Regions from separate parts of the Homo sapiens genome. Here region 1 is linked to region 2. A link is a loop called in an ENCODE intact Hi-C map of the cell type or tissue named here. Cell type or tissue: heart left ventricle. All regions are shown on one strand. Each heading gives the region's core, and the rest is flanking DNA. Links, peaks and the distances in the headings are about the cores only. Region 1 holds the start of LOC107984527 (a long non-coding RNA gene). Region 2 overlaps PIK3C2G (phosphatidylinositol-4-phosphate 3-kinase catalytic subunit type 2 gamma).

Region 1 (12,357 bases), core at 6,103-8,602, 610 kb before region 2:
AATATAACAAGGTTCATTTGTTTTAGTTTGCACTCCCTCTTAGGAATAAAATGTATTCGTTGTTATTTTATAAATATTAAAACATGAACATGGTAATTGTCCAAGTGATAAAAATGATAGGGAAGTATCACTTCTCCCAAGTTTTCCATCTTCTTTCTATCTCAGGAGTATGTTTTTTTAAGGTTTAAATCTGACTGTGCTCCCCTTTGTTTAAAACGCTGTTATCACTTGTCCCAAATCCTGGAAGTGTCTGTATGATGTGACCTGCCTGATTTCTAGCTTTGTCCTGTGCTGTGCCCCTCCTTGCTCATTGTGCATACAAACGTTCTTTTAGTTCTTCGAATGATGCTACTCCTTGCTTTCTTATGACCTTCTCACATACTACACCCTCTACCTGCAATACCTGTTTCCTCCTCTTATTAACTGTGTTAACAGCAATTCACACTTTAGGCCCAAATTAAATGCCATTTTCTCAAGGAAACCTTCTCTGTCCTTGTCTCTTCTTGCCCAGTGAAAAATACAGTAGATTAGATCTCCCTGTTATTTTATCCTCACAATGTTTCCTGCGTAGCACAGATCACAGTTTGCCATTATAATGCTTATTTGTTTGATTACTTTTTTTTTTTTTTTTGAGACAGAGTCTTGCTCTGTTACCCAGGCTGGAGTGCAGTGGTGAGATCTTGGCTCACTGCAACCTCTGCCTCCCAGGTTCAAGCAACTCTCCTGCCTCAGCCTCCTGAGTAGCTGGGATTACAGGCATGCGCCACCATGCCCGGCTAATTTTTGTATTTTTTGTAGAGATGGGGTAGATGGGGCTTCATCATGTTGGCCATGGCTGGTCTCGAACTCCTGACCTCAAGCGATCCTCCTGCCTCAGCCTCCCAAAGTGCTGGGATTACAGGCATGAGCCACTGTGCCTGGCCTGTTTAATTACTTGAATCATGGCTATCTGGTCCACCATGCTGTAGGGTCCATGTACAGCAAATATTTGTTGAATTAATAAATGAGGAGTAGAAAAAACTGTGAAGTTTCATATGTTTATTGTGGCACTATTCACAATAGCAAAGACTTGGAACCAATCCAAATGTCCAACAATGATAGACTGGATTAAGAAAATGTGGCACATATACACCATGGAATACTATGCAGCCACAAAAAATGATGAGTTCACGTCCTTTGTAAGGACATGGATGAAATTGGAAATCATCATTCTCAGTAAACTATCGCAAGGACGAAAAACCAAACACCGCATGTTCTCACTCATAGGTGGGAATTGAACAATGAGAACACGTGGACACAGGAAGGGGAACATCACACACGGGGGACTGTTGTGGGGTGGAGGGAAGGGGGAGGGATAGCATTAGGAGATATACCTAATGCTAAATGACGAGTTAATGGGTGCAGCACACCAGCATGGCACATGTATACATATGTAACAAACCTGCACATTGTGCACATGTACCTTAAAACTTAAAGTATAATAATAATAATAATAAAAAAAGAAAAAACTGTGAAGTTTAAGTTAGTATGTAGTTTCAGAAAATAGATGACTTCTTATTTGTAGATATTTGAACTGATTCACAGATACTTTAGTTTTGTTCACAAATTTGTATTTATTTGTCCCATCGTAGTTGTACGAAATCTCTGTGGCCTTGCATACTCCACAATGGAAAGTTGAGGTCTGATTGGCACATTCTAAACCATACCTTTTACATAACAAAATTAGAGGAAAAAGAGATACTTAAGAACAGAGGGGCAGGTAAGTGAAATAATTACGGTATTTTCTTATTGCTAAGTATAGGAAGCAGACAGAACAAAGTGAGAAGAAAGCTATTGACATAACACACATCAGCTATTTTGCTATATGACTGAAATGCCTTTTCATTGTTTTTTCCATGTTTTCCAATATGTTTGCAAATATGCTTATAGATTTTGTTTTTGTTTTTGCTTTTTTTTTAGGTGGAGTTTCTCCCTTGTTACCTGGACTAGAGTGCAATGGCACAATTTCGGCTCACTGCAATCTCCGCCTCCTGGGTCCAAGCGATTCTCCTGCCTCAGCCTCCTGAGTAGCTGGGATTACAGGCACCCACCACCACTCCAGGCTAATTTTTTTGTATTTTTAGTAGAGATGGGGTTTCACTCTGTTGGCCAGGCTGGTCTTGAACTCCTGACCTCAAGTGATCTGCCCGCCTTGGCTGCCCAAAATGCTGTGATTACAGGTGTGAGCCACCATGCCAGGCCTTTATAGATGTTAAGACAGAATAAATGCCTTTAATTTATATGATTAATATGTATGATTTAATCCATGATAAATCAAAGCAACCGTTCCATTTTAAAAGATCAAGTTAGGTTAAGTGCAGAAGAATTTGACTGAGAAGCTATGGGAGCTTAAAGATTCATGGCCCTTCTTTCCATGGCTCATTCCAAAGTCCTGGGAAGCACCCTAGCAAGATGTTCACACAACCATCTAATTTTGTAAAATTTGCAAACTTTGAGCTGCAATTGGTTAAGATTGCTGCTTCGCTCAGACTTTCCCTCCTCATGCTTACCCTGGTGTCTGGCATTTGGGGGATGGAGTTGGCAGTCACTTCTGTGTGTAATGAGGCATTTCTTCGAAAGAATCACTTCTAGAAAACTTCTGCTGTTCACCTGGCATTGTGACACATAGGGGCAAGACCAAAAATCATGTTGTGATATGAGTGTGTCCCAAAGCACCCAGCCCTGAGGTATGCGCACAGTAGAAAAGAAGAAATGATTTAAAAAGATGAAGCGAGAACTAGTCTGTGGAAAATTCTTCTAATCTTCAGAAATGTGGAATTAGAAGCAGAGAATTCCCTTATCATTACTTAAGCAAAATGGCTATTCTTTCCTCTCAGGAATATACTTAATAATGCAGATTGTACAGAGGTAAATACACTATATTTTTTCTGTTGTTGGATGAGAATCATGCAAGATAAAATTTATCTAATTCCTGTGTTCATACTTTATAAACTCTAGGAGTTTTACAAATAGCGATCATGTCTCTTGGCATACTGCAGAGTACTTCCCAATATGTCAGATCACTTACAGTGTCTGACATATTGTGTCCTTATAAAGTTGAGCAGTTATTAGCCAGGTGCAGTGGCTTAAGCCTCTCATTCCAGTTACTCAGGAGGCTGAGGCTGGAGGATCACTTCAGCCCAGTAGTTGCTAGCCTGGGCAACCTCGAGAGACCCTGTCTCAACAATAAAATAAAAAATAATATAAAATAAAGATGAGTGGCTCTAGATGAAACAGCACACAAAACTGCTAACAACGCAGCAATACACTGAAAATAAGTGCTCAAGTGACATAATTCTTACAAACACCCATCAACTTAGTCAATATATGTAGTATTGGAGTAGTTTGATTATACATTTAGGTAGCTCAATATAATATGGCAATAATTTAAAACTGTATTTGAATTCCTCTTGTGTTACACTTAATTTTGTATGGTTTTCCAGTGTATGAAGCCAAAAAATAGGGAAAACGCATCTATTAGAGAGGTTTATTGGGCAATTAATAAAATATTATGCTATTTTTCTGTCTTAAGTGATGCTTAATGTATGTATTGTTTTTTTAATTGTATTTTGTTGCAATTTATTTTCTGTTTCCAAACATATATTCATTTTTGTTTCTAATTTTTGATATGTAAATTTTTGTTGTTTTTCTTAAAGGGTACCTCTTCAAGATGGACCACTTCAGGCCCCATAAAACTTGACTCCCTGTGGTTAGATAAATTAAAAATGTTTCTGTCCTGTGAAAGCTGGGTATAGTGAGCCACCTTTTCCAAAGTACTCAGACAAAGAAATGGTTTTTCTGTTAATTATCAAGATAATTAAACACACACACACATGCACACACACACACACACACACACACACACACACTGCCCTTCCTCAGCTTTGTTCTCCAATATTTACCAGATAATTCTATCCGTTTTGTGTGTGAGTTCAGCTTCCATTTATGTTGTGTATGTTTGAATTATAAATGAACAGAAATTGAACTATAACAAAAAGGAAGAACTTTTAACCACCCCATCCTTCCATGATGGGTCTTCTGAAATTTCCTTTGCCAAAGGTAGGCAGCATCCTCCAGAAGAGAAGTCGGAGCTTTAAGCCAGCTCAGAAAAACAGGGAGATGGAGCAGGATCGAGGACTCAAACAGAATAAGTGAACGTTGGGAGAATCCTACATTATAGAAATAGATAACTCTCAGTATTGGTTTTAAAAATATGGCTAGATAACACCATGCCTGTAGGATACAAAAGGCAAATACATAGCTAGAGCTTATCAGATGCCTAGGAATAACCCATTGAATACACAAAAGCAAAAAAAAAAAAAATCACTGACTTTAGTTTGAGAAATTATAAGAGCCAGAGGCTTAAACATCTATGTAAAATAAACAAAGGAAATAAAAAGAATAGAAGACAAAAGATCAACTGAATGGAGGGCATATCATTAGGTGGGAAGCTCTCTTGAAATTATTTGAAAAGAACAATTAATTCTCTCCTGACAAATGTGCCATGGGAAGCCAAGGCCTCTGGTACTGCTCCTGTTTTTCTCTAGCCTCAGATTTTGGTCTCCCTGCCACGACGCTCATATATCTAGTGAGCAGAAACATTGTTCTTCCATAATTCCCACAGAGGCTTTGCGACTGGATCTCTTTGAGGCTACTACCTACCTCTCCTTTTGGGGCTTATTTATTTCTGCTTAGGTACAGCTGGGAGTTGCAATTTCCAACCGGCAGCTCAAGTGTCTAAAGCTCTTTGATGTTTTCATCATTGCAGAAAAATTAAACTAATCCACAGATTATGAAATACATGCTAGAAGAGCACTTGAGAGAAAAGATAAAGAAAAATCCCCAAATTGAGAACAGAGTACAAAGTGCTAAAGTACTCAAGTGTTGTTGAGAACTCCAAAACAGCATAAAAGTCTACCAAATACAAACTCCTGAAACTTCATCATTCTCTCTTACACATATTTTTACTATCCTTTGGAACTTAAAAAAAATACGATTGTTTAGCATTTTTGACAGCCACCAAGCGAACAGAATAAAATGTAAAATTCAATTTCAAAAAATTGATAATTCTGAGCTGCATTAAGAAAGAAAGTATTTTAGCAAAACATCCCAAAGTCTCTGCTCTACAAGTTACCTCCTCTGGAGAGCTGTAATAATATGACCTGTTCTGCTGAGTGTCATGTGATGCTTGTTTTGAAAATATTTTGCATTTCTTAGATGAAGGGCACGCTTTAACACTTCAGATTACAATAACACGGCGTTACATTTCAGCTACTTCAATTCACATCAGTCTCACAATTTGGCAGAAACATTTTTCATCCAATCTGCATTTGTTCTGGTCACCCTGAGAATTCTATTTTTAGAAAAAGGTCTTTAAAAAGGAAGCACAAACACAGAGTTTTAAAAGATATTATCTTGAAACCTATTCATGTTTTTCAGATTTCTGTCCTATGAGATGCTAGTTAATTTTTACGGAGGGTCCTATCTTGCCTGAACTGGAAAAGCAAAAAGGGAAACAAAAGAAAAAGCAATATAGAACAGTAAACTCAGGGAAATCTTTTCTCTTCTAACTCTTTCAGGAGTAGAGAAAAAGTAAGGGTGGAGAATTATTTGTAGGATTATATTTCATATTTTGATTTAAATTTTACAAGGCCTGTTTATAGAGAAAGAAAAAAAAGACCCTGACTACCCTGAAATGCTTATTAAATCTAACAGCATACCTGCTACAGATTAAATGCCAGTAGCTCCTTGACTCATAACACTTTTGACATCCCAATATCTCTCTGCACCGAAGTATATCACTTTTATTGCAGTAAATCAGAAAAACATGGGAGTTTGACACACAGGTTGGTTAAAAGCAAACAAACCTAAACAATTAAACATTTTTTGAGAAAAAACTTTGAGCTTGCAAAGCTTACGACACTTGTCATAAAACACAACCCTGATTCTTTGATAACTGCGTGCATCACTGCTTAAAGAGCACTGGAATGGTACTTTCAGTGGAATTTTTAAAAAAGAAATCTTACCTTGTGATCTCAAAAGAGTAAGAAAGCTCTCTTTTGCTAAAGGGAAGTTCTTCTAGACAGATACTTCACCATAGTGAGGTATTTATTGTAGCTCATTTTTATGAATCCAGCAGCCTCAGCTCAGAGGCATTTTTGGAGAGGCTAGAAGAGGGTCCAGTTAAGGACTCGGACCTGAGGCAGAGGGGAGACTGGTGAGGGAATCAACAGCTGAAGGTGCAGCAGCTAGTGGAAAGGAGCTTTATTTGGGAAGACACTGTTCTCCTGGGAGGCCAATCAGGCTTATAGTGAACGACTGTGGAATTTAGAGGCTTGTGAATGTGGGCAGGCATCAAGGCAGGTTTCAGAAAAAGGCTCCAGTCCTGTGTCGTAAATGGAGGGCAAAAGGGAACCCTGAAACTGTAGCCAGAACTTGGCCCTGGACGATAGTGCTGCAGTGGGCAAATCTGTGGTCTAGCGGCCTGGGACATGCCAGGCAGAGGACATCAAACTTAGAGCAGGAAGATTGATTTCACACTCTGCCGCCTGGTACATCTGAGCCAAGCCTAGTTCTATATAGAACCTGCTCAGGCTAGATTCATCTCTGGAGCTTCAGCTGTTGGTGTCAGGGCCTGCAACTGGGAAACTGGAAGAAGTTTCCGATAAGTCCACTTGTTTCGTCTCTCCCAAGCCACTTCTGTATTATTCTGATCTATTTTTCACCAAGAAGTCAGAGAGGTCCTTCAAAATGTGCCTCATCATTTGACCCCAAACCTGTTCAAATTCTGTCAATGTATTCCTTAGGACATTAGGCTAACACCAAACCTTAACGTGGCCTACCAATCTCAGTATGATTGAGCTTTCCTAATTCATCTGGCCACTCTCCCTATTAATTTCTGCCCTTCAGCCATAGTGGCCTTTTCCCAGCTGTTTAGTGCCCATGCTCCAGCTTTACACTGTCTACTCTGCCTGAATTTCTTTTCCCCACTCATTTGCTGAAGAAGAAACTTGTCCTGCAGCTCTCAAGCCAAAAGTCACTTCCTTATGGAAGTGGAGACTGGGTGAAGTAAGATTTCTTTCATTTTCAAAGCAGTTATCACAACAGTGATCAAATAATTAAGTGTATAATTAGTTGCTCAATGTTTGTCTCCCCTGCTAAGACTGAAAGCTCTGCTAGACTAAGACCACTTTGATGTTCCATTCCACTGTACACTCAGTGCCTACCGATTAAAGACCTTTTGCAAAGTAGGTGCTTAGAAAATAGTTACTGAATAATTGAGTGCATGAAATAAGGGATGAGCATCTCACTATCACATCTTAAATCACAATGGGATCCTTTCTGCACATTTGCAAGGCTGGCCCACTGTAAGGATCAGTCTTGGCCAAGCATTCTATCACATGACATTACAACAAAGAGTGTAGCTTAACAACAAAATAAACCATATCGATGGCTTGCTTCATTTACTAAATTTATTTTTCCCAAATTCTTTTCTTAGAGTTGGACTAAAATTGTTTTTTAGAGAATGAAGGAGAGAGAACAAAAGAGGCAACAAAATACCTCATCAGTCTTCAGGAATGGATAAATCAAATTGAAACCAGCCCAATTCCCACAGAGCTGATATTTTTGGATTTTTTGAATAAACATAGAAATTGGTCCTCCAGGTCTTAAAACATGAAACTTACATTTGTCTTATCTGAGTTCCATCCTCAGGAAACCAACCCTCAGGCAAGGGACTGAAACGTACCAAAACACTACACCCAGACAATGAGATGCCCGACCTCCCATTAGTCAGGATTGCCTCCTTTCCCCTTCCTAATTCCTGTTTTCCAGCACGTACTTACATTCCTCCTCCTGATACATAAAGCCCTCAATTTCAGTTGGTAGGGGAGACAGATTTGAGACTGATCTCCTATTTTCCTGGGCTGACATCGCATGAATAAAAAGGCTTCTTTCCTGGCAATCCTCCTCTCACTGATTGGCTTTCTGTGTGGCATAGCAACGACCTCACCCCTGGTGTTTGGGTAACAAAATGAACACTGTGTTGGTGGCTTTTTCCATGTTCAATCATGAGCTGCTAAGTTTAAAGTAGCTTTCCACAAAATCGCATCAGTCAACAAACTGTTACTCTCATCAACCTAGAAGCTTTGGAATGTTATAAGAGGCCCTTATCTCACCTCCCTGTGGTAATATTGGAGTTGAAGTGCAGCAGCTGACATTGTACCAGTCCACAAATGGAAAAGGAAAATGTGTGCAGGGTTTCCTGACAACTCTGCTCAAACACTGTCAAAAACTACTGCATGTGATGTAGGAGTTGCAAATAGCTATCAATTCAAACTCTAAAATATCTCTTGAATCTGTTCTCTCTTCCTACTTCTGTTCATATCCCTACTTTCACTACCTTGATTTGGACCCTTTGTCATTCCTTGTCTGGGCTATTTTTTTTTTTAAGACAGAGTTTCGCGTTGTTGCCCAGGCTGGAGTGCAGGGGCACAATCTTGGCTCGCTGCAACCTCCACCTCCCGGGTTCAAGTGATTCTCCTGCCTCAGCCTCCCAAGCAGCTAGGATTACAGGTGCGTGCCACCATGCCCAGCTCATTTTTGTATTTTTAGTAGAGATAGGGTTTCACCATATTGGCCAGGCTGGTCTTGAACTCCTGACCTTGTGATCCACTCTCCTCTGCCTCCCAAAGCGCTGGGATTATAGGCATGAGCCACCATGCCCTTCCTGTATGGGCTATTTTTAACAGTTGTATGTTTTTTCTACCTTTTACGTTTTCTTTCTCTAATCTTTTCCCCACCTTGCAGCCAGAATTAGCTTTCTAAAATATAAGTACAGTCATTTAATTTTCTTAAAAAATTTCTATGACTCTTGTTTACATGAGTGATTTTAAAACTTAAAAATAACAACTAAGCTCTTCTTCCAAGTTGAAAATCTAAAAGAGATACATAAGAGAGAAGAAGTGCAGTGAGGTGGAGTGGTGGGGGCGGTGTGCAGAAACTTGACCTTTTGACCCACCCTGTGCTTCCATTAGGGCACTTTTGGGAACCTAAAAGTCTATTGAATGAAAAATAGCTGGCCTCATAAAAGCCAGTCTCTTTGGACAAACATCCATGAGTCTTCATAATCTGACCACACTTCATTCTTCCAACATAACCTCTCACTAGGGGTTACATAATCCACCCACTCATAATTCTCCAGTACTCCCATACTCCATGTGTTTTCATTCATTTCTACTTGGCATATTCTGTTAGTGCTGCTTGGAAAGGTCATACTCTGTTGGACAATTTCGGACTTAGTTTGATTAAAATCCCTTCTGGAAGTCTTTTCAGACTTCCCCAATCAGAACTGGTCTCTCTCCACCACTCAACTTTGGCTCTGTACTTAACCCCATCACAGCACTTAGCACATTGTATTGTCTGTCTTCCTACTTGATGTCAGAAAATATTTTAATTCATCTTGATAAAAGTAGTGTCTTCCTAACACAATGCCTGGCTTATAGTTATGCATTTGCTGAATGCAAGTTGATTTTATCAGGCTTTCTCAGGAAATAAAATTCCTAGGGATGGATTCAATATAACTTTTTCCTCACCACCATGTCCTTCCCTATCACAAAACATACCTACACACTTAAGATACTGTTTTTCTTTTCTCCCTGATTTTAAGTGTGATATTATGATTTACAATAAGAAGTATATACTAGGTCTTTGTAGTTTCCTGGCACACAGCTCCTATGAGTCTTGGAATTTGAGAAGTGGTTGGTGTCTTTTGTGTGCTAATGAGATGATTGGTGGCTGGGGCTCCTGGAAAGTGTCCAGTGGGGGCTTGTTGCCAGGGTGAACCAACCACGTGATTACAAGGTTGAAACTTTTAGCCCCACCTCCTGACCTAAGGGAGGTGAGAAGAACTGGAGATTGATTCAATAAGCAATGGCCAATGATTTAATTAACGATGCCCAGTGAATCCTCCCCTAAACCTCAAAAGGAGAAGGTCTGGGGAGCTTCCAACATAAAAGTGCTGAAAGGGTGGCACATCTATTGGGGGCATGGAAGTTCCACATCCCTTCCCACATACCTGAGCCTATGCATCTCTTCTATTTGGCTTCCTGAGTTGGATCCTTTTTATAATAAATGGGTAACAGTAAGTAAAGTGCTTTCCTGAGTTCTGTGAGCCGCCATAGCAAATAATCAAATCTGAGGAAGGGGTCGTGGGAACCTCTGATTTACAGCCAGTTGGTCAAATTACAGGTGATAACCTGAAGTATCAAGTGGTAGTGTGGGGCAGTCTTGTGGGAGTGAGCCCTTAAAACTGTGGATCTCCAGGTAGATTGTGACAGAAGCTAAATTGTAGGACACCAGTTGGGTCTGCAGAGAGTTGGAGAATTGCTTGGAAAATCCCACTCGTCTGTTGTCAGAAGTGAAGACATTTGAATACAATTATTATGTATCAATTTTAAAAAGACACCCTTTCTGAAAAGAAATAGATGTTTTAGAAGATGATGTAGTTTGGCTTTGTGTCCCCACCCAAATCTCATCTCGAACTGTAATCGCCACGTGTTGAGGGAGGAACCTGGTGGGAGGTGATTGGATCATGGGGTGGTTTTCCCCATGCTGTTCTCATGATAGCAAGTGAGTTTTCATGAGATCTGATGGTTTAAAGTGTTTGGCAGCTTCCCCTTCCCCCTGCTGCCATGTAAGATGTGCTTGCTTCCCCTTTGCCTTCCACCATGATTGTAAGTTTCCGGAGGCCTCCTCAGCCATGTGGAAGTGTGAGTCAATTAAACCTCTTTTCTTTATAATTTACCCAGTCTCAAGTAGGTCTTTATAGCAGTGTAAAAATGGACTCATACAGAAAATTGGTACTGAGAGAAGTGGGGCACTGCTATAAAGATATCTGAAAATGTGGAAGTGACTTCGGAACTGGGTAATGAGCAGAGGTTGGAACAGTTTGGAGGGCTCAGAAGATGACAGGAAGATGTAGGATAGTTTGGAACTTCCTAGAGACTTGTTGAATGGTTTTGACCAAAATTCTGATAGTGATATGGACAATGAAGTCCAGGCTGAGGTGGTCTCAGATGTTGTATTAGTCCATTTTTTGCACTGCTATAAAGAAATACCCAAGACTGGGTGATTTATAAAGAAAAGAGGTTTAATTGACTCACAGTTCCCCATGGTTGGGGAGGCCTCAGGAAACTTACAATCACGGGAGAAGCAAAAGCAGACATGTCTCACATGGTGGCAGGTGAGAGAAGTGAAGTGCAAGCAGAAGAAAAACTGCCACTTTTAAAACCATCAGATCTTGTGAGACTCACTCACTATCACAAGAACAGCATGAGGGAAACTGCCCCCACAATCCAATAACATTCCATTAGGTTTCTCCCTTGACACATGCAGATTACAATTCAAGATGAGATTTGGGTGAGGACCAAGAGCCAAATCATATCAGATGGAGATGAGGAATTTATTGGAACTGGAGCAAAGGTTACTTTTGCTATGCTTTATCAAAGAGACTAGTGGCATTTTGCCCCTGCGTTAGAGATCTGTGGAACTTTGAACTTGAGAGAGATGATTTAGGGTATCTGGTAGAATAAATTTCTAAACAGCAGAGATTCAAGATGTGACCTGGCTGTTCCTAAAAGCGTTAAATCATATGTGTTCACAAGGAGATGTTCTGGAATTAGAACTTATGTTTAAAAGGGAAGCAGAGCATAAAAGTTTGGAAAATTTGCAGCCTGATCATATGGTAGAAAAGAAAAACTCATTTTCTAGGGAGAAATTCAAGCAACGAGCTGCAGAAATTTGCATAAGTAAAGAGAAGCTGAACGATAACAGCCAAGACAATGGGAAAAATGTCTCCAGGGCATTTCAGAGATCTTCATGGCAGCCCCTCCCATCACAAGCCCAGTGGTCTAGGAGGAAAAAACGGTTTTGTGGGCCAGGCCCAGGGCCCTGCTGCTCTGTACGGCCTTGAGACATGGCGGCCTGTGTCCCAGTTGCTCCAGTTCCAGCTGTGGTTAAAATGGGCCAAGGTACAGTTGGGTCATTGCTTCAGAGTGTGCAAACCCCAAACCTTGGTGGCTTCCAGGTGGTGTTGGGTATGTGGGTATGCAGAAAACAAGAGTTGAGCTTTCGGAGCCTCCATCTAGATTTCAGAGGATGTACGGAAATGCCTGGAAGTTCAGGCAGAAGTCTGTTTCAGGAGTGGAGCCCTCATGGAGAAGCTCTACTAGGGCAACGCAGAGGGGAAATGTGGGGTTGGAGACCCAACACAGAGTCCCCACTGGGGCACTGCCTAGTGGATCTGTGAGAAAGGGGCCA
Region 2 (12,357 bases), core at 4,305-6,804:
TCAGTGAGCTGCTGCAATAATAAACTTTGGAACCACACTACTGAAGAGCTTCTTGTTATGTGAGATAAAATAATTAATTCTTCATATAATTGTAAACCAGTTGAATCAGGGTTTTTTTTTTTTTTTGTTACTTGTAGCTCTAAGTATCTTGAAGTGAAGAAGTATCTTCAAGTGAAGGAAGGGAAATGGTCAAGTAAAGTATGAAATATGTTAAGAACTGTATTGTAGATGTGTACAAGGGAGCCAAGGTCAGAGACATCTTCAAAGAGGATAAAATCTTGAGCTGAGTCCTAAAGGATTCTATATAGACAGACAAGGGAACAACTGCATTTCAAGAAGTTGGAAAACTGTGTGCAAAGTCATCAGGGCATGAAAGATTTGAGAATTTGAGTAACTACTTGAGAATAATAAAAAGAAAGATTATATTTGGATGTAGAAAGGCTTACAAGATGAGGTGGGAGATAGGCAGAGTGGAAACTATGAAGCTCCATTGCCAAGTCATGTTAAGAGAGAATGGATTTTCTCTCTTAACATGGATCTCATACCCTAATTCTAAACTCTGTCATAAGAAAAGAGGAAACTGGAATTAAGAAATTATGCTAACCAGCTGGAGGTTACCCATGACCTGGAGCTGACTTTATGAGTTTGGGATCAAGTTGTTACATGTGTAGATTATTCTGAGAGCAGTGTGGAGGATGGATGGACTGGGGATAGGTAAGAATGAAAGTGAAGGAAAACAGCCTGGAAGCGGTAGTGATAGTCCAAGTAGATGATACCAAAGGTGCTAGCTATAAAGTAGAAAGGAAAGGACAACTTAAAGACAAATTTATGAGAAAAGAGAATCAAGACTTAAGAAATAAGTAAATAAAGATTATTGGGTAAGAATAATGTCTTCTAGATTTTCTGTGTTGGATATCTTAGTAATGGCTGTAAACTAGGGCATTGTGTATTTTTAAAAGTTTGGGAATGGTGGGTGAAAGAATTGAAATGGTAGAGGGTAGGAATATTGAATTCAGTTTTGAATTTCTTGAGCTGAGATGCCAGTCGTATACCATGGCTACATAAATATCTTAATAATGAGCCCTCCAGAAAAAAAAAAAAACCTGGTTACAAAATGTACCCATAGGTTAAATCTCTTGGAATTATTTGTAAAATTTTTGGACAAAAGTCAAAGACATTTTTAGAGGATGTCTATTAAAATGATGATTCTTACTGGAGTAGTTAGCTAGTAATCTTTTTTTGTCTGTTAAGACTAATTTTGGTTTTTGAAAAGAAAGCCAATTAATATGTGGAAAGGTGGATATTGGCTTTTCTTTCATGCCCTCTTCCTCTACCACTTTATGGAGAGGTTTCTTGAATAATCTATGCTGTTGTACTTGTATGGCAGAAACTGCTACAGGTTTACCAAATTAAACTGCATTTTGCTTCTGTATATATACATACATGGACCACTTTCCTTTGCCACCTTGCAGTTAGGTGGGGGCATTATTACTGACTTCTGGCCTACGGAATATAGACAAAAGTGATGTCTGCTATTAGCATCTAAAAGCATCTCCAACATCATGCTATGATTCTCTTGCTATGATTCTACAATTATATGCTATGATTCTCTTTCTATGATTCTATGCTATGATTCTCTTTCTATGATTCTATGATTATATGCTATGATTCTATCTTATTTGGGTCCAGGTTCAGGGAATACATTTGAGAGTTCCAAATTTAGGGGATGTAATGGTTTCAATGTGTTCCCTTTAAAAATTCATGAGCTGGAAATTTAATCCCCATTGCAACAGTATTGACAGGTGGGGGTCTAATGGAAGATGTTCAGGATCTATTCACTCATGAATGGGTTCATGCCCTTATAAAAAAGTCTCCCAAAAGTCAGTTTGCTTTTCTTCACTATTCTACAACATGAGGAACAACAGTCCTTTCCTCTGGAAGATGCAGTGTTCAAGGTGCAATCTCGGAAGCAGAGACTGGGCCCTTACCAGACACCAAACCTGCTAGCATCTTGATCTTGGATTTTTCAGCCTCCAGAACTTAGAGAAATAATTTCTGTTGTTTATTTCTCAGATATTCTGTTACTGCAGCACCAATGGATGAGGATAGGGAATGACTGAGCCATAAGATGAAAGGATTCTGGGTAAGTCCCATCAATGAGCTGATGACATTCAATTTTCTGTCACCATCCCAGATCTTTTCCCTGTCCTTCAGGCCTGTACCCTACTGCTTACTGTGTATTTTTAGTTGGAAGGAAACCAAACACTCATTTGCCTACATTTTATTATTGTCATGTTCTTTCCCATCCTAGAGGGATTTATTTTCTAACTCATTTAACTTGATGAAATGGGTGACTTAATTGTATTAGCATAATTGGTAGTTGCTTAATTGAACAGTGTTTTTGAGAAAACTGAGAAAGTCTTGGTTTTATGAAATAGGTGCTGAAAAATAAGTACAAAGTGAGTCTACTAAGTAGATTACTCAGTTATTGTTATCATAACTCATGGTTTAATAGTAAAACTAAAAGAGCACACTTAATGTTTTATTTTTATTTATTTATTTTTTTCGAGATGGAGTCTAGCTCTTTCACCCAGGCTGGAGTGCAATGGCGTGATCTCGGCTCACTGTAACCTCCGCCTCCTGGGTTCAAGTGATTCTCCTGCCTCAGCCTCCTGCCTCAGCCTCCCAAGTAGCTAGGATTACAGGCACCTGCCACCACGCCCAGCTAATTTTTGTATTTTTAGTAGAAATGGGGTTTCACCATGTTGGGCAGGCTGGTCTGAAACTCCTGATCTCATGACCTACCCTCCTCGGCCTCCCAAAGTACTGGGATCATAGGCATGAGCCACCACGCCGGGACACATTTAATGTTTTAAATATCAATTAGACACTATAAAAGAAAGATTCTGGAAACAATCTGCTATCTACTTCAAAGCTCCTTCAAGGATACAATTTTAGTGGGCTTATTGTATATACCTACTTATTAACATTTACAACTGACAGCACTTGTGAGTCATGCCAACAACTAGGGGCAACAATTTTGAGCTTTTAAATATCTCAATTTTCAATATGGTTTTCATTTCAGTTTTGCTCTTAAGTTAAAAAAAAAAAGTCACATCTTCAGTACTTGAATGAGTTCCTAATTGATAGAAAAAACAAACATTTCCTGAATTCTTCAAATTACCCTTTTTTGAAAGTAGATGTTGAATTAGAAAGAAATCTGAATTGGGCATGAGATATCATAAACGTATTTTAATTTCAATTCTTCAGTCAGCTTAGATGATTGTCATTGGAAAAATCACTTAACATGTTGAGATCCCTTTCTGGGATAGCAGATGATCCTTCAAGTCCCATTTGGCTTCAAAATACTGTAACTCTATGAATATCTGTTAGTGTATTCCTTTTGGATGCCAAATTCAAATATTATTAGAAGACAAGAATAATTTCTAAACAGAATGCCTTTTTGCCAACCATATTTTTTGTTGGCTAGAGCAAAGTCAGTCTGATTGAGAAACAATAAATAATTAAACACTATAATACTGCTTTTCAGGGACTTAACCCAAATCTCTAGTATAAACTATGACAGTGGGGGACTAACATTATTATAGGGAAACCAGATTACTATCTAAGGAAGCAGTGATGTAATTGGATGTGGTTATTATAATGAAAAATTGCTGGACAGTGGATTAGGAAGCTCAGTTCCCAAAGGCCTGGGTGGGTCCAAGTTTCAACATTTGAGTTCATTATGTATATACATAATGTTCATTTCCATAACTCTTCACTTTTTCTTAACAAAATAGAAGATTTTGAGGGAAAAATGATTTAAACCAGTGATACATTGATGCTGGAGCTCTTTTCTTGGCTTTTGACTTGATTTGTGGTAGAAGTTTGTATAAGATTCTATTTTCATAGATATTTATTAGCAGTAATAAGGCTTAAATGACACCAAATTTATTTAAAGATTGTATGGTATTTTAAAAATCTTTTTATTAAAGGAACTACATAAAATCTCTATTGCATAAAATAGAAACAAAACAGACAAAAACAACTGTTCCTGTATTATGCCTTCACTGGAAAACTATGCTAATGGATTTTACAGATTATTGTGTACAAAGGAAACCTTGTTACCACTATCTGCCTCTTTTCCTTCAGGTTGGTTGGGATAGAGAACAGTTGCTTTTGGTTTAAGCAAGTTGCTGAAGGTAGGGATTCTATCCTGTGTATACATTTCTGAGGACAACAAAGTGGAAAGATGATTACAGCAGATCAATATTAAAAGTCAGTGAGACATATCTTTCCCTAACAAAAGATGAAGCAATAATTCATCATTTATTACATTGTAAAGGTAAAAAAATAAATTAGTTGCAAAATAATGATTCTCAAAGGTAAAGGGCTGAGGCTTTAAAGCCCCCTATGGATTCTGTATCATGTGTGCTGTATTGCTCTGCAAGACCTCCCTGAAGTACAGCTCTTTCCCCTTGCTTCAGGGAGTGTTCCAGACATCAAAACAAAAAGAGAGAGCATTTACCTCCTTTGTGTATTCATTTGTAAGCCTTTATCAGTATTTAAAACTGACAGAATGGGAGCACACAGACTTTTTTACTCACTGGATGTCTGGCCTTGCCTCTCTGCTTTTATTTGGAAAAGGTCATAGGCAAAACTGTAAAGTGGACAAAATTTGTTGAGTTCCCTCTCTCTACTCTGTCCCTGCCACGTGGCCAGTGGGCTCTTTCCTCCTGCCTGGATGCTAATGTTAGCCCCTGAGCTTCTTTAAGGCAAGGATCATCCTTTGTTTTATTGTTAATCATTCAACAGTGTCCATCATCTCTATGTTTGTCACATTAATGAAAAAATGATAAACTAATTCCCATAATCATTAGGTTCAGAATATATATATTTTCATATTAGAAGAGAACTGCTGGAAGAGAGCAATACTTAACCTCAAGGAGTGACTTGCAAATGAGAGAATTTCAGGCATTAGGGGATACGTATTGTGGAGAGGCGGGTGAGAGAGACAACTGTGACTTTGAATCTCATGATGCCAAATTTCCACATCTTTTTGCTTTATTTAAAGTCATCTGTGACTTGAGAACTTGCCCCCAAAATTTTAGATAAAAGAGTTGAGGGAAGATTATTTAAAAAAAAAATGGACAGATTTTTGGATCATCTCAGTTTTATGGATAGCATATTAAAGTCACAGGATATGGTCATTTAATACCCTGTACCAGAGACAACATTGGCTTAATTCATTTCGTGGTTTTCTCAACTGGTACAGAAGATGCTGCTCCATCAACTTGTTCTTAGGCCCTAACTCCTGTCTTGGTTTGTCCTGGACTTCTGCTCACATTCTCCCTCTTCTCCAGTTTTGGTTTCACTAGTGATATCCATTGCCTCGTTTCTGATCAGGTCAATCTCCTGGAATTGCTTTAGCCAGGCCAGCTCTTAGTTGACCTCTGAAGCAGCTCTCCTCCACCCCCTATCGACATAAGTCTGCATGTGCACAGCTGAGTCCAGGAAACTTAATCCTATTCATACATTGAATAGTAAATTATTGAATGTCTATAAAGTGCCAAGTACTGTTCTAGGTACTTGTGATATATCAGTGAATAAAGCAGAAAAAAGATCCTTACATTGATAGAGCTTGCAAATGGGAGCCTCACTTCAGGTTATCCCCATACTTTGAAAGGAACATTTTGAAGAGATTTTTGCATTAGGTGCCTTAAGTGACACCTTATAAAAGGAGCTGTGTTATAATATGGTTTCCTACCAGACAGTTTTTCATTCCAATTGGTTCTCTCTTGGAGTTTGTTCAATCAGACTTGGTAGGAGGAGTGGGAAAGACTGCAATACTGTTGTTCTACCTACGATGTATCCCATAGCATACTGATGCTCCAGTTTCTAAAAACACATATTTAAATTTTTATCTTCCATAAGAAATACTTATTGTAGGTCAGGTTCTCTAGAACAGGACATGAGGCAGAATTTCACTGTTTGTGATTTACTGAAGAAGTGCTCTTCAGGAAAAATCTTATGAGGGAGTAAGAGCAGAATTATAGGGAAGGGAAAGGAATTAACAAGGATGAGATCTCGGGTCAAGTCTAACCTTGATCTGATTTATGGGGAGGCTCTGGAATGTAAATTATATCTTAGAGATTTTCCCACTTCGTAGGCCAGGGGGCTGTGGAATCAGAGGCTAATTCTCCAGAGAAGGGGCCGTATTTTGTTAGCAGTCACTGCAGCAGATGGGAGTGGGTGCAGCAGCCAGGTAGAGGCGCACAGCAGTGCCTTTGACAGTGCCCAATTTCATATTCCCTGAGTACCATGGAATTTCCAGTACTGTGTGTGAAAATATTGATGGCCTTACAGACATTTCTGTGGATTCATAATTTTTAAAACATTTTTTGAGTATCTACTGAGTTTCAGATACTGTGCTGGATTGGTACATGGAAGAGTGTGACATGATTGCTGTCTTGAGCTACTCTGTGGACTAAGAGGGGGAAGGGACAGGGCAGCAGTGGTGTCAAGGGAGTGTGATATGATGTCTGGCAGAGTCATGAACAGTATGCTGTTTGACATGATGTGGAAGCAATACTCAATCCCAGATGGTGGCTGGGAGAGGGTCAGGGAAAGCTTCCTGATGATGTGACATCCTAGGCAATTGACTCAGAGCCTTCATAAAGTCTGTTATATTATTTTCCTGTGGCTGCCGTAACAAGTTAACACAAACTAGTGATAACAGAAATGTATTCTCACAGTTCTGGAGGCCAGAAGTCCAAAATCAGGGTGTAAGCAGGGCTGTGCTCTCTCCCAAGGCTCCGGGGAGAACCTTCCTTGCCTCTTCCAGCTTATGGTAGCTCTAGGCATTCCTTGGCTTGAGGCTGCAATCAATGCCTCCCTTTTCATGACCTTCTCTCTGTGTGTGTCTTCTCCTCTTCTGCCTCTCTTTAGGTCACTTGGCATTGGATTCAGGGCTCACCCTGATAATCCAGGGGGAACTAATCTCAAGATCTTTAATTAAATTCTATCGTCAAAGACCCTTTTTCTCCATAAGGTCACATTCACAAATCACAGGTTTCTGAGGTTAGGCTGTGGACATATCTTCTTTGGGGCCACCACTCAACTCAATACTTGACTAGTGGTTAAAGTGTTTCCTATTCCAAATGGAAAGGGGCACTACATTTAAGCTTTTGTAATTAATTGTTACATAATGGGGGAGGGGCCTCCTGGGCATAAGCTCCAAATGTTATGGTTCCCATTTATAGCCACCTTTTAGGATGCAAACTGTGAGGTAAAGCTTTTAAATTCAAACACAAAGCTTCTAGTTAACTCACTTGCCTTGGAAAATAGGGGCTATTCATCCTACATTCACTCTTCCAGTGGAAGAGACTCACGTGAGCCTAAGTCAATTTCACCTCTCAGAAAGGCTACCCACAGTGATGCCAAGTAGTCAAGATGGTTTTCATTCCAATCTTACTTATTCATAGCTCAGTATCTGGTGAGGCAACTTTCTGATCACTGATAGTGACAGGTGGAAGTTGTGGAGCAGGGAGCGCTGTTGAGGATATATAGAGTTATAGGGCTTGGTGAATAATTGGTCATGTTAGTGAGAAACAAGGAAGACCTCAAGACCTGTGTGAGCAAGACAGGATATTTAGTTCAGTTTTGAATATGGTGAATCTGAGGAAGCAGTAATTCATCCACGTGAAAAAAAATCTCATAAACTCATGACTGATGGGTTTCTAGTTTTTTTTTTTTTTAAATAAGACTTTTTTTTAAGGAAAGATATTTTGAGTATTTTTTTTTCATGAATCGTGAGATGGGAGCTGCATCTTTAAAGTTTTAACACAAACATTTTGCACAGAAGCAGTCACTCCCTAAATATGATGCTTGGCTTGAGCTATATTTTTTAACTCTGATATATTTTAAATATAATTAATATTATTTTATGCTTAGTGCATGTTGCCTGATTCTTAATTTTTATTTGTTTTAAGGGGATGTAGGCACTTTTGAATCTCCCCCCTTAGAGGATCAGGAACAATAACTAATAGGTCATAGGCTTAATACCTGGGTGATGAAATAATCTGCACAATAAATCCCCATGACACATGTTTACCTATGTAACAAACCTACACGTGTGACCCTGGACTTAAAAGTTAAAGAAAACTCCTTCCTGTTTTATTTCTCTTTTTTCATATTCTTACAAACAAAGCTCTCAAAACAAACAGTCCATTTATAATTTATATTCTTTTCTATTCCTTCTTAGTTTCTCCTTGAATCACTGAAAGGAAAAATGGGCTTGATTTTTTTTTTCGAAAGGATGAGAATTATACACAAAAAAGCTTCCCTTCCAACCTTTTTGGAAACAGTGACGTAATTGTGTTTACATGAATTTGCAAGTATGACATTGATTTACCACTTTGTGTGCACCCATTGTTGCCTTTCAAATGACTCCACTTTTCATACAACTTTAGCAAATGAAGAACTTACTGAGGTGGTCCAAGTATTTTAACAATCGTTAGTCAATTAGAATAAGTCTTTAATATTTTATTATATTTTTAATATACTTTTAAAACTTTTTTTTTTTTTTTTTTTAATGGAGTCTCGCTGTTGTCAGCCCAGGCTGGAGTGCAATGGCGCGATCTCGGCTCACTGCAACCTCCCGGGTTCCAGCAATTCTCCTGCCTCAGCCTCCTGAGTAGCTGAGATTACAGGCGCCCGCCACCAGGCCCGGCTAATTTTTGTATTTTTAGTAGAAATGGGGGTTTCACCGTGTTGGCCTGGCTGATCTCGGACTCCTGACCTCAGGTGATCCACCAGCCTTGGCCTCCCAAAGTGCTGGGATTACAGACGTGAGCCACCACGCCCGCCTAAAACATTGTCTTTTATATATTTTATACTTTATATATTTTTATATTTTTGTTCAAATATTAAAATAAAAATTGTTATCTGGCTATGTTACTTTTTTAATATGTGTGCATTTTAATAATGCATGCAAAAAACAGTAAAGTTTTAAGGGAATTAAACATTGAGTTTAATGGAGTCTTACATTTAATATGACAGCAGAACACCACAAAGTGTATCCACTTAACTTTCCTTTGCCCCAAAGTAGCTTTCTGAAAAACTGAAGAAAATAAGACTTCATTCAGAGCTTTAATAAGAGTCTATTCATGGAAGGGCCTCATGCCAGTCAATGTATCTTATGTTTTATTATAATAACATGCTAGAGGAATTGTTCTGCTTTTTAAATTAGGCATTTAAAATGAAAATAAGCATCAAATCAAACAGTCTCCGACCAAGTTCCTGTGTATCTTCTTTGCTACATCTTCTTGAGTGATTTTCATGAGAAGAGTGATCTCATTATGAGTAACATTTCTTGAAGCAGAAAAATATGACACTCCAAAATGATATTGACTTGCTGTTTTCCTGTTATTTAGTGGTCTTAACTATCAATCAAAGCAACTAAATGATGCCTGTCATACATTCAGGAGAGTAAAACATAGATCTAATTTTATCCTTAGGTCATTGAAACTTATAATTGTTAAAACTTTGTCCTATGAAATTAAAATTGAATCAACAAGGTTAACAATACAAAGGAAAGTAGGAAGAACAGTATGCAAAGAATATTATGTTCAATAGAATCAAGTGTAGGTGATAATAGGATAAATCGTTTTTTGAAAACAGGATTGGAACCAAAATTTGTTTTTAATAAGTGAGTTTTTAACATTAGAAGGATTTTATTCTTAACTCTCAATTATATAATCACAAAAAAAAATCAATGTTTCAGGAAAACACACTTAATCCTAACATAAAATTCATGTCACTTATCACAAAGTTAGATAGTCAAGTGTATAAAGGAGAAACAAAACAGAAATAGTAATTTTAAACCACATGAGACATCGCAAAGAATTTTTTTTGTTAATAAACAACCCATAAATACTTTTACATACTACATTTCAAAAATGATGCATCTATGAATAATATGATAAAGGTCATAGTGTTGAAGACTTTAAATTCAAGGTCATCATGTTGAAGACTTGAAATTAAATTCAAGGTTGTAGTGATGAAAAATTCAAAGTCAAGGTCTTGATGACAAAGACTTTAAATCCAAGGATATATTGTGTAAGAAAGGACAAACCACTAGCATTCAAGTTATTTATCCAATTAGTTCTCTGTGAGTACAAAATATAAGAAATCACTACATGGATTGGCCTAATTAGAAATTTTATTTCATTTATAAATAACTCTTAACTTCAGGAAATCTTTTCACAGAATCATTCAGTCACATGGTATTTATCTACCCTTGTGTAGGTATTTCTGCTACACTTTAAATCCTTATTCAAAACAATTCTCTCTCCATTTCTCTATGTTTTTAAGTATAAAATATTTTAAAAGGAAGAAATGTCAGCTGGGCTTGGTGTCTCACACCTGTAATCCCAGCACTTTGGGAGGCCAAGGCAGGCAGATCATGAGGTCAAGAGATGAAGACAATCCTGGCCAATGTGGTGAAACCCTGTCTCTACCAAAAATACAAAAATTAGCCAGGCGTGGTGGTGTGTGCCTGTAGTCCCAGCTACTCGGGAGGCTGAGGCAGAAGAATCGCTTGAACCAGAGAGTTGGAGGTTGCAGTGAGCTGAGATTGCACCACTGCACTCCAGCCTGGTGACAAAGTGAGACTCCGACTCAAAAAAAAAAAAAAAAAAAAAAAAGAAATGTCTGTCCTTTAGCTAGAGAAAAAAAGCAACCCATTTCCTTCTTTACTTCAAAAACACAAAACAAACCAAAACAATCCAATTCCTAATGTAATGTCATACAGAACACAGGGCCTGGAACAATATTTCATTCTGGTTTTCCTGCTATATGCTGAGAATAATTTAGTTATTTACATTATTGAGAAATCTATTTAGCAGACTAGAATCATCCCAATGCTTCCATCAGCAGAAGGCTTGCTAAAAAAGGCACGAGCAGTGGCATCTACAAATGGGAACATCAAAGACTCTACTCTCTCTTTCTCCTCATCTTCTTCTGATTCATCCATATCTGCTGAATCATCATCAGCATCATCATTATCATTTTTTCTCCTCCCCCTCATCTTTCTCTTCCATCTCTTCATATTCATCAGGACCCATTTCCAATCATACTATAGACACCCTGAACGTTGGACATGCCATATGGAATTGGAGAATGGCAACATTAAAGATATTTAAAGTACAGGAAATGGTAGGTATAATACCCTTCCATATATCGTGGTGTTGTAGAGAATGTGGTACAGCTGCTCCAGTCATATACCCAGCCTGGGCTGATGACTGGAAATTCACAAGCTAATCCAGGTCCTTGAACTTCTTCTACTTCACCTTTAGCATTCGTTAGTCTCCACTAGCAACTGTCCAACTGACAAGCCTTCTCAGGAATAGCATCTTTTGACAATCTTAATTCGGTGTGTGAAGGAATAGTGGGGTTGATGTACAGAAGCTAAGTTCTGGCAGAAACTATGGGGAAACTGAAATGCTAATATCCTCAGGTGTTGCTATAGACATTCTGGCATCTTATGAATCAGTCTTATTTCTTCACTAATAATATTTCAAATTTATGCTTTGGGAAAAGTTTAGTGCTCTAGAAATTTTCAACAGAATGAGTATACATTAGCCTTTGAATTTTATGGTTTATAACTAATATTGCACAGAAAGTATTTTTATACCACATATTCTTCCAAAAACATTCAGTCTCATAACTAGATTTTACATTAAAATCTTCAAGGAGTAGATATACAAATTGCACTTGTCATTTAAAGCTACAAGAAAGGCATCATTCAGATTTGAAATTCTGTTTGGATTTAACTTCCTGATTAACAGTAGCAACTGTCCAACTGGTAGATTTTGAAAATGATGACACATTATCCTCTTAAATAAAAATGACATTGACAAAGACTCAAAACTGCCTGAATTTTATGGTCTGTATCAATTATAAGGTAAAGAAATATTCTGCTTCCTCTAAAGCTGCCCCATAGAGAAGGTGGCAATTAAAAAGGCATCCTTGCCTGATTTAGTTAATCTTACCAGTAAAGACGATGGGCAACCTGGATGCTCTGCAAGGAGCGGTGGAGTAGAAGTTGCACTAAAGGACTCTCAAGGTTCCATTCAAACTTGACAGCCTGAAGTAAGAGACACAATTACTTTACTTCTCAGTAACAAAATTATAGCAGAATACAGAGGGACTTCAGAGGCTTGAGAAAAGACTAGAGAAAACAGCATGCATATTTTAACAAAATGCTAATAACACATTCGATGATTTTATGAGTCGGTATATGACTAATAACAAAACACATATACATTACACCATTTGGATTTGTATAGTTTTGCT

What was found. A loop is a pair of places that touch in the nucleus more often than their neighbours do. Peaks named below come from ENCODE experiments on the same cell type or tissue, not always from the same donor. Only the 100,000 strongest peaks of a DNase experiment are listed, where the experiment ranks them.
Region 1: it touches region 2 in a loop (6-fold over the local background); 3 of 110 quality-filtered maps call a loop at or near these places.

Annotation. Positions count from the first base shown.
Region 1 is chr12:19,032,627-19,044,983 of GRCh38, reverse strand. LOC107984527 (a long non-coding RNA gene) reads right to left here and starts at 8,155. Exons shown (of 2, transcript XR_001749033.1): 1 at 7,884-8,155. RefSeq lists a silencer at 7,855-8,149. In heart left ventricle, for the core only: no CTCF peak of the experiment used is centred there; no DNase peak of the experiment used is centred there; H3K4me3 peaks cover 1,797 bases; H3K27ac peaks cover 2,500 bases.
Region 2 is chr12:18,423,736-18,436,092 of GRCh38, reverse strand. It overlaps PIK3C2G (phosphatidylinositol-4-phosphate 3-kinase catalytic subunit type 2 gamma), which reads right to left. Exons shown (of 33, transcript NM_001288772.2): 18 at 12,054-12,148. It overlaps LOC124902891 (a long non-coding RNA gene), which reads left to right. Exons shown (of 3, transcript XR_007063234.1): 2 at 2,074-2,143. Among named protein-coding and RNA genes, the nearest start is that of PIK3C2G, 170 kb to the right of the region's middle. In heart left ventricle, for the core only: CTCF peaks have their summits at 5,293 and 5,498; no DNase peak of the experiment used is centred there.